Linked DNA regions of Homo sapiens: region 1 is linked to region 2. The links are chromatin contacts, found by Hi-C or POLR2A ChIA-PET in ENCODE. All regions are on one chromosome and are shown on one strand. The core of a region is the stretch at or near the end of the contact, and the rest is flanking DNA. Distances in the headings are between cores, read along the strand shown. Region 1 holds the start of ASRGL1 (asparaginase and isoaspartyl peptidase 1). Region 2 has its middle 20 kb from the start of SCGB1D1.

Region 1 (5,279 bases), core at 1,421-3,920, 170 kb after region 2:
TTCTGACCCAGAAATGCCCAGTCCCTGCCCAGTCCCTCCTTTTCTGGTCCCACCTCCTCTCCCCAACTCTGGCATTCCCTAACCCAACCCTCCTCCTCCTAGAACATCCAGAGCCACTGTAGTTAGAATCACTTCCTTGGGGCTCTAGTCAACCTCCCCAGTCACACAAATGGGTTACTCCTCCCTTCAAAAATCCCTCTAAAATGATAGTAAACAATCTTAAAAAGAATACTACCCACAAAGACAGGAAGAATGGGAGAGATGACAATGGCAGGTAAAAAAGGTCACTTTGGAAGATGAATAACAAATGGCAGATTAAAGGAAGTTGTAATCTACTTGAGAGGTGAATCCATTTGTTCTGGAGAACGCTTGAGAGACTCAGGGCTTAGACACACAGGAATCTCAAAGATGGGGAGGCAGGAGTGGCAGGTGTTCCCAGTTGTCTCTCCAATAGCCTGTCACCCTTCCTTCTTGCCAAGAGACCTTGATTTTATCCAGGGCCATGATGTACCCTGCTAAAATAAAAACTCAGACTCTCTTGCCACTAGGGGCAGCCCCCCAATCCAGTTCTGGCCAATAAAAGTCCACTTGGAGGACTTCTAGGAAAGCTAGAGAGCTTTCCTGAATTAAAGGAACAAAGGGGAGCTGGCAAAAGCCTTCTTCCCTTTGCCCTTCCCCATTCCTTCTGCCCCAATAGTGATCAAGGTGCCTAGGAGCACCATAAATGTGAAAGCCACATGCTGAAGGGAAGAGAAGGAGATGGGACATCTGTGTCACCTTGGAGCTGCTGCACCAGCCTGGGCAGCAACCACTAGATGTCTTGTTGTTGTTGTTGTTGTTGTTGTTGTTATTGTTGTTTTCAAATCAACAGTTATCTGGTTAAACCACTGTGGTCACGTTTCGTCAGGGACAGTTGAATACAATCCTTAATCCATAAAATGATTGTTGATGGAACATCGTCTACAGAGGAGTTAGCCAGATTCCTTCTCCTATCCCACAGAGCCGGACAAAAAGATGCTTCCTCTTTCCTCCTCAAAGACCAGAAGTTTATTTTCTAGAGAATTTATCTAAGAGACTTTGGATTGGGATGGGGAATACGAAGCCCATCAGAGAAGTAGATAAACGCATGAGGCTGAGATGGGAGGATCAAATGGAAACCAACATTCTACCTGCTTGGGCCACCAGCCACCTTCCCCAGCCTCAGCCAGATCACTGAATTCCAGATCAATCAGGAAAAACAGTAGAGATGGGGTTTGAGTTAGGGCTAGGCATAGGGTAGGGTTCAGGTTCCTATAAATAGCTGAAACCAAATGATGGTGAGCTGTATTATGATGACACAACTAGGCTCACGACCAGTTGAGACGTGCTAAAATAACCCTCTTCCAAGAGGTGAGTGTGGGAGACAGAATAACGGCCCTCAAAGGTGTCACATCCGAATCTCCACCTGTGAACACTCCTCACATGGCAAAAGGGACTTTGCAGATGAGAATAGAAATTGTAAGAAAGGGAGATTATCCTGGGTTATCTGGGTGGGCCCAATGTCATCCCAAGGGACTTCCTTTAAGAAGGAGGCAGGAGAGTCAGAGTCAGAAAAGAAAATCGTGATGATGGTGACAGAGAGAGAAGTGACGTAGCAGCAGAAACAGGCCAGAGGGAGAGAGAGTTAAAGATGCTAGGCTGTTGGCTTTGGCAATGGAGGATGAGGCCATGAGCCAAGGATACAGGCAGCTTGTAGAAGCAAGAAAAGACAGATTCTCTTCTGGAGCTTCCCGAAGGAACTCAACCCTGCAGACCCAGTTTGAATTTCTGACCACCAGAACTGTAAGATAATGTGTGTTGTTTGAAGCCAATAAATTTGTGGTAATCTCTAACAATAGGTCACTAGAAAGGGAATGACTGATCCTTAGTGGGGTGCCAGGGAGAAGGCTTTGCAGGAGGGGTTCATTTAAACTGGGCCTTAAGGCAGGAAACGAAGGTAAAACAGGAGTAAAGGGAATTCCCAAGAGTGGTAAAATATGTTATCAGTTGTGGGTAAACAAGAAGGGAAAGGACTCTCCTATCCACAGGAGATCAATCACAGTTTGCCTGGATCTGTCCCTGTTTATGCCCATTGTCCCAGTATAATTTTTTTTTCTTTTGATTCGGAGTTTCACTCTTGTTGCCCAGGCTGGAGTGCAATGGCGCGATTTCCACTCACCGCAACCTCCGCCTCCCAGGTTCAAACGATTCTCGTGCCTTAGCCTCCAGAGTAGCTGGGATTACAGGCATGCGCCACCACGCCCAGCTAATTTTGTGTTTTTAGTAGGGACAGGGTTTCTCCGTGTTGGTCAGGCTGGTCTCGAACTCCCGACCTCAGGTGATCCGTCCGCCTCGGCCTCTCAAAGTGCTGGGATTACAAGGCATGAGCCACTGCGCACAGCCTAGCGTTGCTTTTCAATCTGCAATTACAAAATCGTGGCATGCCACTTCACGCTTCTCGCCACCAACCCAACCACCCAGCCCCTAGCCTGGTCAGGAGCAGGAGGTTCCCCGCGTGCCACCAGGAAGCTCGGGCCGGCCAAGAGCGTAGACTCTTGAGAGGAGTGAGACAGGTGCGCGCCAGCCGGCCTTCGGGGCTTTATGGGAACTGGGCCGTGCGGCGGTCCCGCCCTCGTGCGCAGGCGCAGAACCGTTGTGACCAGAGCGGTTGCGGGCTGAGCGGTTTCGAGCCGGCGTCGGGGAGCGGCGGTACCGGGCGGCTGCGGGGCTGGCTCGACCCAGCTTGAGGTCTCGGCGTCCGCGTCCTGCGGTGCCCTGGGTAAGTCGGCGGCCCTCCCGGAGCAGCCGCCCGAGACGCGGGAGGGCGAATGAAATAAACGAAAATAGACATTTTCCCGAAGGCGAAATAGACATCCTCCTTCGGCGCCGGGGCTTGGAGGCGGGCGGCGGTGGGCGCGGGTTAACGTCCCCGGGGAAACTGAGACCCCCAGCAGGTCCGGGCCGGGGGCGGAGAGGAACGCGGGAGGGCGCCGGGCCCCTGGGCTTTTCGTACCAAGCTCGACCGAGCCGCCCCTACCCACCCCCAGCTGCGAACCCAGCCGTTCAGAACAGAGACTGGGCATTGTCCCCACAGGGTCTCCCGAGGACCTTGTACCCGCGCGGCTTCCTTGGGCTGGCTTTGGACGACGCTTTCGCCTTCCTGCTGCCTAGGATCCGCCGACATGAATCCCATCGTAGTGGTCCACGGCGGCGGAGCCGGTCCCATCTCCAAGGATCGGAAGGAGCGAGTGCACCAGGGCATGGTCAGAGCCGCCACCGTGGGCTACGGCATCCTCCGGGAGGGCGGGAGCGCCGTGGATGCCGTAGAGGGAGCTGTCGTCGCCCTGGAAGACGATCCCGAGTTCAACGCAGGTAAATGTGCCTTTCAGCTAGTAAATAATGTGAGTCAGGTCAAGCTCCTTCTTCAGAATAAATAGAACCTACATAGTGTTAGGGAATCTAATGAGCTTTGGGGTGAAACTAAGTATGTAAAAAAGAAACAATATTTAATTTTTCTACCTGTGCTGAAAAGAGTCAAACGCTAAAATATTTGTAGAGATTTATACTGAGGCAAATATGAGTGACCAATGGCCTCTGATACAGCTCTTGGGAAATCCTGAGAATGTGTGCTTCTGGAGAGACATAAGATGTCAATCAGTACATACAAGACATACATTGGTTCCATCTGGAGAGGTGAGACTACTGGGGGAGGGGGAGTGGTTTCCAGGTCATAGTTAAGATTCAAAGATTTTCTGATGAACAATTGATTTAAAGTTTTGTCCAAACACCTGGAATCCACAGAAGGGAATGTCTGGATTATATAAGGACTTGTGGCTGCAGATAGAATTAATAGAAGGCGGTTTAGCACGGTGGCTCACGCCTGTAATCCCAGCACTTTGGGAGGCCAAGGCGGGTGGATCACCTGAGGTCAGGAGTTCGAGACCAGCCTGGCTAACAGGTGAAAAGCCACCTCTACTAAAAATACAAAAGAAAAAAAAAAAAAGCCAGGCGTGGTGCTAGGAGCCTGTAACCCCAGCTACTCGGGAGGCCGAGGCAGGAGAATAGCTTGAACCTGAGAGGCAGAGGTTGCAGTGAGCCGAGATCACTCCAGCCTGGGCGACAGAGCGAGACTATCTCAAAAAAAAAAAAAAAAACTGAAAAAAGAAGGGAATGTCTGCATTAAGATAAGAGGTTGAGGAGACCAAGATTTCCCTTAGGCAGAGGAAGTCTCCAGGTAGCAGTCTATTGAGAGAATAAATTGTAAATGTTTCTTATCAGAGTTGATTCTCTCCTGAATCAGGAAAAAGGCCTAGAAAAGGAAGGGGATTCTCTTCAGAATGTAGATTTTCCCCACAAGAGATAGCTTTAGCTTTGCAGGACTATTTCAAGATATGGCGAAGAAACGTAATTTGGGGTAAAATACTTCACTTTCAGGGCTTGCTATCTGTCATGTGATGTCATACTAGAGTCCCGCTGGAATTTGGTATCTTATTGCTACAAAGTCTGCTTTGTCAGTCTTAAGATCTGTTTTAATGTTAGTGCTGGTCAGCTGGGCCTGAATTCCAAAAGGGAGGAGGGAATAATGAGGCATGTCCTACCTCCCCCGACAAGGTTCCAAAGTTTTCAGGTTAACTTTGGAGTGCAGAGTGTATTCCTTTGTGTTTCGCTTCTTTCACTCAGTCCACCCTTTTTTGGAATACTAATCATTATAGCTAATATGAGTATCTACCATGTATCAGGCAGTGGTCTAAGAAATTTGCTTGATTTATTGAATCTGAACATTAAATGAGTTGATCATGTAACTCTCTTAAGTTGGTTAACTTGTGTTAAACTAACTCAAGTTAACTCATAATGAACATTAAATGATTCACTTATGAGTTAATCACTTAAACTCAGTTGAGTTAAATGAGTTAGGTATAAGTTAGGCATAATTATTATCCTCATTTCTCAGATCAGACTAAGGCATAAACAGATTAACTTGGTGGAAGACATTCATCTCTTTGTTTTAAAATGGCAAACCTAAGATCTAGGCTAGAGATTGAAATACTTCCTGGAATTATACCACCCATCTGTCAGGGAAAAGAATTTCAGGAAATCTTAATTAATCATCAAATATTTACTCTTGTTCTGTCCCCTTTACGCAGCACTCTTTAACACTTGTGAAAAATTGTGTAATTCTTCCTGAGACCGGTGCAGTGGCTCACGCCTGTAATCCCAGCACTTTGGAAAGCTGAGGTGGGCGGATCACTTGAGCTCAGGAG
Region 2 (5,358 bases), core at 2,786-5,285:
GGAACTGCCCAGGACTCTCGTTCTGCCCAGGACTGAGCCCTGACTCAGGATGTCACTGTTAGAGAGAAGGGCAGAGAGGGGCTCACTACCGTTGACTGTTGCTGTTTTCTGCTTAGCTGGCTGGATATCCACCTCCTCTTTGAACTTCTTCAGACCCTCAAAATCAGCACCCTTGAAATCAGGGTCCTTGAAATCAGGAGTCTCAACACTGGGAGAGGACCCAAAAGGACCAGTAGCAGCTGGGAAGTCAGCTCTGGAGCCCTCAAAGAAGCTTTGCTTGACTCAACTACCTTTTTGCACATGGAGGTGGGAAGAAAAGAGTTAGGCACATTTATCATGATGGGGGAATGGCCATTGTGCCTTGTCCAGGGAACAATGCACACAGAGCATGAGCCCACCTGTGCAGCAAGATGCTGATATCCAGGTATCTGTGTCTGGATGGATGGGAAAAGACTTGACCCCATGAGCCCAGCAAGTTAACACTGGTTGTATATGGGTGACTTCTATGGGCTTTTCTTTATTTCCCCAAATTTATTTTATTTATTTATTTAGAGACAGGGTTTCACTTCAGTTGCCCAGGCGGGAATGCAGGGGCATGATCACGGCTCGTTGTGGCCTCAACCTCCCAGGCTCAAGCAATCTTCCTGCCTCATTTTTTTGATTTTTTGTAGAGATGAGGTCTCACTATGTCACTGAGGCTGGTCTCCAACCCCTGGGCTCAAGTGATCCCCCTGCCTCAGCTTCCCAAAGTGCTGGGATTACAGGCATGAGCCATTGCACCCAACCCTGTATTTCCCAAAATTTCTAAAGAATGGCGGGCACAGTTTGAGACCAGCCTGAGTGACATAACAAGACCCTGTCTGTATTTATTAAAACAAACAAAATAATAAAGTCTCCAAGACACACAGGCTTGCCTAATAACTTTAATTTGTTTGGAAAAGCCCTGCCCTCTAAGTGAAAAGCTGTCACATGAAAAAAATATTGCCATTACTTTGTTCAATTCTTTTATTGCAGTAAAATACACAAAACATGAAAATTACCATCTTAATCGTTTTTTTAAATAATTTTAAAATGTATATATCAGTGGTATTAAATACATTTTGTAATTTTGTGCAACCATTACTGCCATCTATCTCCAGAGTGCTTTTCATCTTGCAAAACTGAAAAGTTATACCCATTAAACAATAATTTCCTATTCCTCCCTCCCCCGTCCCCTGGCAATCACCATTCTACTCTCTGTTTCTATGATTTTGACTATTTTACATACATATAAGTGGAATCATACGTTATTTGTCTTTTTTTATGTAACTGACTTATTGCACTTAACATGTCTTCAAGATTTATTCATGTTGTAGCATGTAGTTTTCCTTCCTTTTTAAGGCTAGATAATATTCCCTTGTATGTATGTACTATATTTTGATTATTCATGTGTCTGTTGATGGACACTTGGGTTGCTTCTGTGTTTTATTGTGAATAATGCTGCTGTGAACATGGATGTACAAATCTTTTTTTGAGACTCTGCTTTCAATTATTTTGTGTATACCCTGAAGGGGAATTGCTGGATCATGTGGTAACTCTATTTTTACTCTATTTCTGGCCTTTCTATTTTATTCCATTGGTCTACATGGCTGTCTTTATGCCAGTACCACATTGTTTTGATTACTGTCACTTTGTAGCAAGTTCTCCAGCTTTGTTCCGTCTTTTCAAGATTGCTTTCACTATTTGGGGTTCCTTGATATTCCATATGGATTTTATAATTGTTTTTTCTATTTCTGGAAAAACCATTTTTGGGATTTTGATAGGGATTGCATTGAATCTTTGGGTAGTATTGACATCTTAACAACATTAAGTCTTCTGTTCTCTTGCCTCAGGCGTCCCACGTCCACCGATTCCTCCTCCCTCGTTGCTGAGTCCTTGGCTGGCATCAGAAAAATGGCTACAAACTTCTCAGTATATGAGAAGATCTGGTTTGACAAGTTCAAATATGACATTGCAGAAAGGAGATTGTACGAGCAAATGAACGGGCCTGTGGCCAGCACCTCCCGCCAGAAGAATGGCGCCAGCGTGATCCTCCATGACATTGCGAGAGCCAGAGAGAACATCCAGAAATCCCTGGCCAGAAGCTCAGGCCCCAGGGTCTCCAGCGGCCCCAACGGAGAACACAGCGAGCTTGTTGTCCTGATCGCCAGTCTGGAAGTGGAGAACCAGAGGCTGAGCAGCGTGGTGCAGGAGCTGCAGCAGGCCATGTCCAGGCTGGAGGCCCAGCTGAACGTGCTGGAGAAGAGCTCTGCTGGCCACCGGGCCACAGTCCCTCAGACCCAGCACGTGTCTCCCATGTGCCAAGTGGAGCCCTGGCCAAGAAGCCAACCACACCAGCAGAGGATGACAAGGGCAATGACATTGACCTTTTTGGCAGCAACAATGAGGAGGAGGACGAGGAGGCAGCACAGCTGCGGGAGGAATGGCTGCCATTTCCCCCAGTAATTAGAAAAGCCTTATTGTGAGGTTTTTGATACCTTTTTATAGTTTTATGTTGTCATCTTTGTTTTAAGGAATATGTGAAGTTGTTTCAAAATTGGGAACAAGAATTGTCACATTCTTTTGTTTTTTCTTCATATTTTCTCCATATTTTTCTTGTTTTCCTCTTTTGCCCTCCAGTCCTGGGAGGAAAGTAAGTGTCATGGGTGAGGACTTTCCACTTCCTGGACCATTGGAGTCTCTGGGACCATCCACAGTCCCTAAGCCTGGGAAAGTGCTCTGTTCTTTAGCATATTAAAAATGGCCCTAGCCTGTCCTTAAATGACTCTAGAGGGGTCATTCAAGTGCATGTTTGTATGTGGAAAGATGATTAATATGTCACATATGGCTTAAAGGAGCCAGCAGGATCTTGAGACACAGTAAAAATATCCCCCCGCCACCCTTCAGAGGTGGGGAATTTTGATTCCTCCCTGGTAAATCTCTGTCAAATTACTAATTATTGATCTCTGATAATTACCAATTATTGATCCCTAACTCATGACTGTCTCCTTTACAGCTGGTGAGCAAGCCACTGATTCTAGACTTTCATGACTTTCTGATGACTTCCTGATGACTTCCTACTGACCAAATGATAAACCGCTCAGAATTTCCTGTCTGCACTGTGTGGGATAGTGTCCCCTGAGCCACCTTCTTTCTCAAATTGCTGTTATATTGTCTTAATCCACAAGGAAGGTCTTGTGTGAACATATGTATACATCCAGAGTGTTCTGGTAGAATTATAGCTCCCCTTGCACTAAGGGGTGCCCGGGGCACTTACATGATGTGTACTTGTTGTTAACCACCGCTCCCCAGGGGCTGGATCTTATCCCCTGTGCATAATCAGAAGCAGTTTCCCTAGTCTTGGTTCACCTGGTTGCAGTTCTCACCCTCTTCCTAGGAGTCCACTCTGCTGAGTTCCCATCAGGTCTTCTTCTGCACTGACTCTATGCCAGGTAGCTGGAGGTTAGACTGTTCCTTCAGCCTAGGTACTTTCTTTCTTCACCTCTTCATCATGTCCTCCAAAAAGCCTCCTATGTATAGGTTGGTTTACGTGGCCATTTTTTTTTTCTTTCTTTCTTTCTTTTGTTTTGTTTTGTTTTTTTTGTTTGTTTGTTTTTTGAGACGGGGTCTGGCTCTATCACCCAGGCTGGAGTGCAGTGGTGCGATCTCGTCTCACTGCAACCTCTGCCTCCCAGGCTCAAGCGATTCTCCTGCCTCAGCCTCCAGAGTAGCTGGGATTATAGGCGCGCGCCATCAGGCCTGGCTAATTTTTGTATTTTTAGTAGAGACAGGGTTTCACCATGTTGGTCAGGCTGGTCTCGAACTCCTGACCTCGGTGATCCACCCGCCTCGGCCTCCCAAAGTGCTGGGATGACAGGCGTGAGCCACAGCGCCCGGCCCGTTTTATTCTTTTAATTACCAAAGGCTGGCCTGTAGTAGGAGATGTCTGATGAGTTTTTCTTAAATTGAACGCCAACAATAAGGTTTGAGCCTCAAGGTGGCGCCATTTCATGTAGAGTCTGGAATCTCTGAACACTTGAAATAGACCATCCGTCACTAGCAGGAGCCCTTGCGTTCCGTTCCTGGATGCCGTTCTCAAAGTGAACACAATGAAATACAAGTTTCACTCGTGTTTGCATAAGGTCAAAACAACTGACAGGGTCGTTTCTTCTTGAGAGGACTGTGCGTTATCCTAGCAGGTGTATATACTATTTATCTCGTCAGATTTCTTACCAAGGAGACAGAAGCTGAGAAGAAATGAGATTAGGGGTTGTCTATCAAGGACAGAGGGAAAGAAGGGGGTAGCTGCGACTGTGTTTGTGGTGTGTGGGATGAAAAGGAAGATTTGAAGGATAAAACTAGAAGGGAAGTGAAGATGACTCCAAAGTGCCTTATTTGGAGCGGGATGAGACTGACTGGATGGTTCATGTTAAAGGGATCGTCTCAGCACAGCTGAGGGTTTTTCACACATACTATTATTTAATTCTACTGACTTTCACGTAAAGAAAGTGTAGTCTTTATTTACTGAGACTTAAAAAGATTAAATGGCTTTTCCAAGCTCACACAGTCCATATAACCCAGAGATGGGAAAATATATCTGGACCCCAAATCCTTAATTTTACTTGTCTGCCTGCCCGCCTCTTCCCTGTTGAACCTGGGGAGGCATCAGGGCATCCTGTTAGTGGTGTCCCACAGATAGACAAATTTTACCCTGGATTACGAAAAGCTGGATTAGCTTTCTTACTTAAACAATACTGGGGCCGGGCGTGGTGGCTCATGTCTGTAATCCCAGCACTTTGGGAGGCTGAGGCAGGCAGATCATGAGGTCAGGAGATCGAGACCATCCTGGCCAGCATGGTGAAACCCCGTCTCTTCTAAAATACAAAAAGTAAATTAGCTGGGCACGATGGCGCCTGCCTGTAGTCCCAGCTACTCGGGAGACTGAGGCAGGGGAATCGGTTGAACCTGGGAGGCGGAGATTGCAGTGAGCCAAAATCACGCCACTGCACTGCAGCCTGGCAACAGAGCAAGACTCTGTCTGAAAACAAAACAAAACAAGAAATAATACTGGAACTTCTTTCCCTGCTGTTGCTCCAATTCCCTTCCCTGGATTATTTTCCTCTTTGTCACTACCACACATCTAGAAAGATTAGCATTTCTATTACAGAAGCAAATGTCAAAAGGAGATTTAGAGGGAGTTACAGTTGCTTAAAAAAAAAAAAACCCCTGCCCTTTGCCATCACAAGCCCATGATCGTCACAGTTATCTGTCAGTCAAGCACCTGACCGTAATGGAAGTCAACAAATAAAACGCATCACTTGAGACCGGATAAAGAACACA

The links. A loop is a pair of places that touch in the nucleus more often than their neighbours do. ChIA-PET counts read pairs that join two places held with the same protein, here RNA polymerase II (POLR2A). Pooled maps may share reads with other maps.
Region 1: a pooled map shows a loop between it and region 2 (2.4-fold over the local background). The contact joins the promoter of ASRGL1 here to the enhancer-like site in region 2. A Hi-C loop is called at or near these places in 13 of 168 maps with a recorded cell type or tissue (CD14-positive monocyte, CD4-positive, alpha-beta memory T cell, CD8-positive, alpha-beta T cell and 8 more), 24 of 37 single-sample maps with no recorded cell type and 18 of 50 pooled maps. POLR2A ChIA-PET finds 5 or more read pairs at or near these places in 1 of 52 experiments (Panc1).

The regions. Positions count from the first base shown.
Region 1 is chr11:62,334,778-62,340,056 of GRCh38, forward strand. It overlaps ASRGL1 (asparaginase and isoaspartyl peptidase 1), which reads left to right and starts at 2,671. Exons shown (of 7, transcript NM_001083926.2): 1 at 2,671-2,797; 2 at 3,113-3,390. The coding sequence starts at 3,201. RefSeq lists an enhancer at 2,582-3,251.
Region 2 is chr11:62,167,361-62,172,718 of GRCh38, forward strand. It overlaps the pseudogene EEF1DP8. Among named protein-coding and RNA genes, the nearest start is that of SCGB1D1, 20 kb to the right of the region's middle. Within about 2 kb of position 4,036, at least 2 of the 41 ENCODE cell types and tissues checked have a DNase peak (open chromatin) inside an H3K27ac peak, as active enhancers do.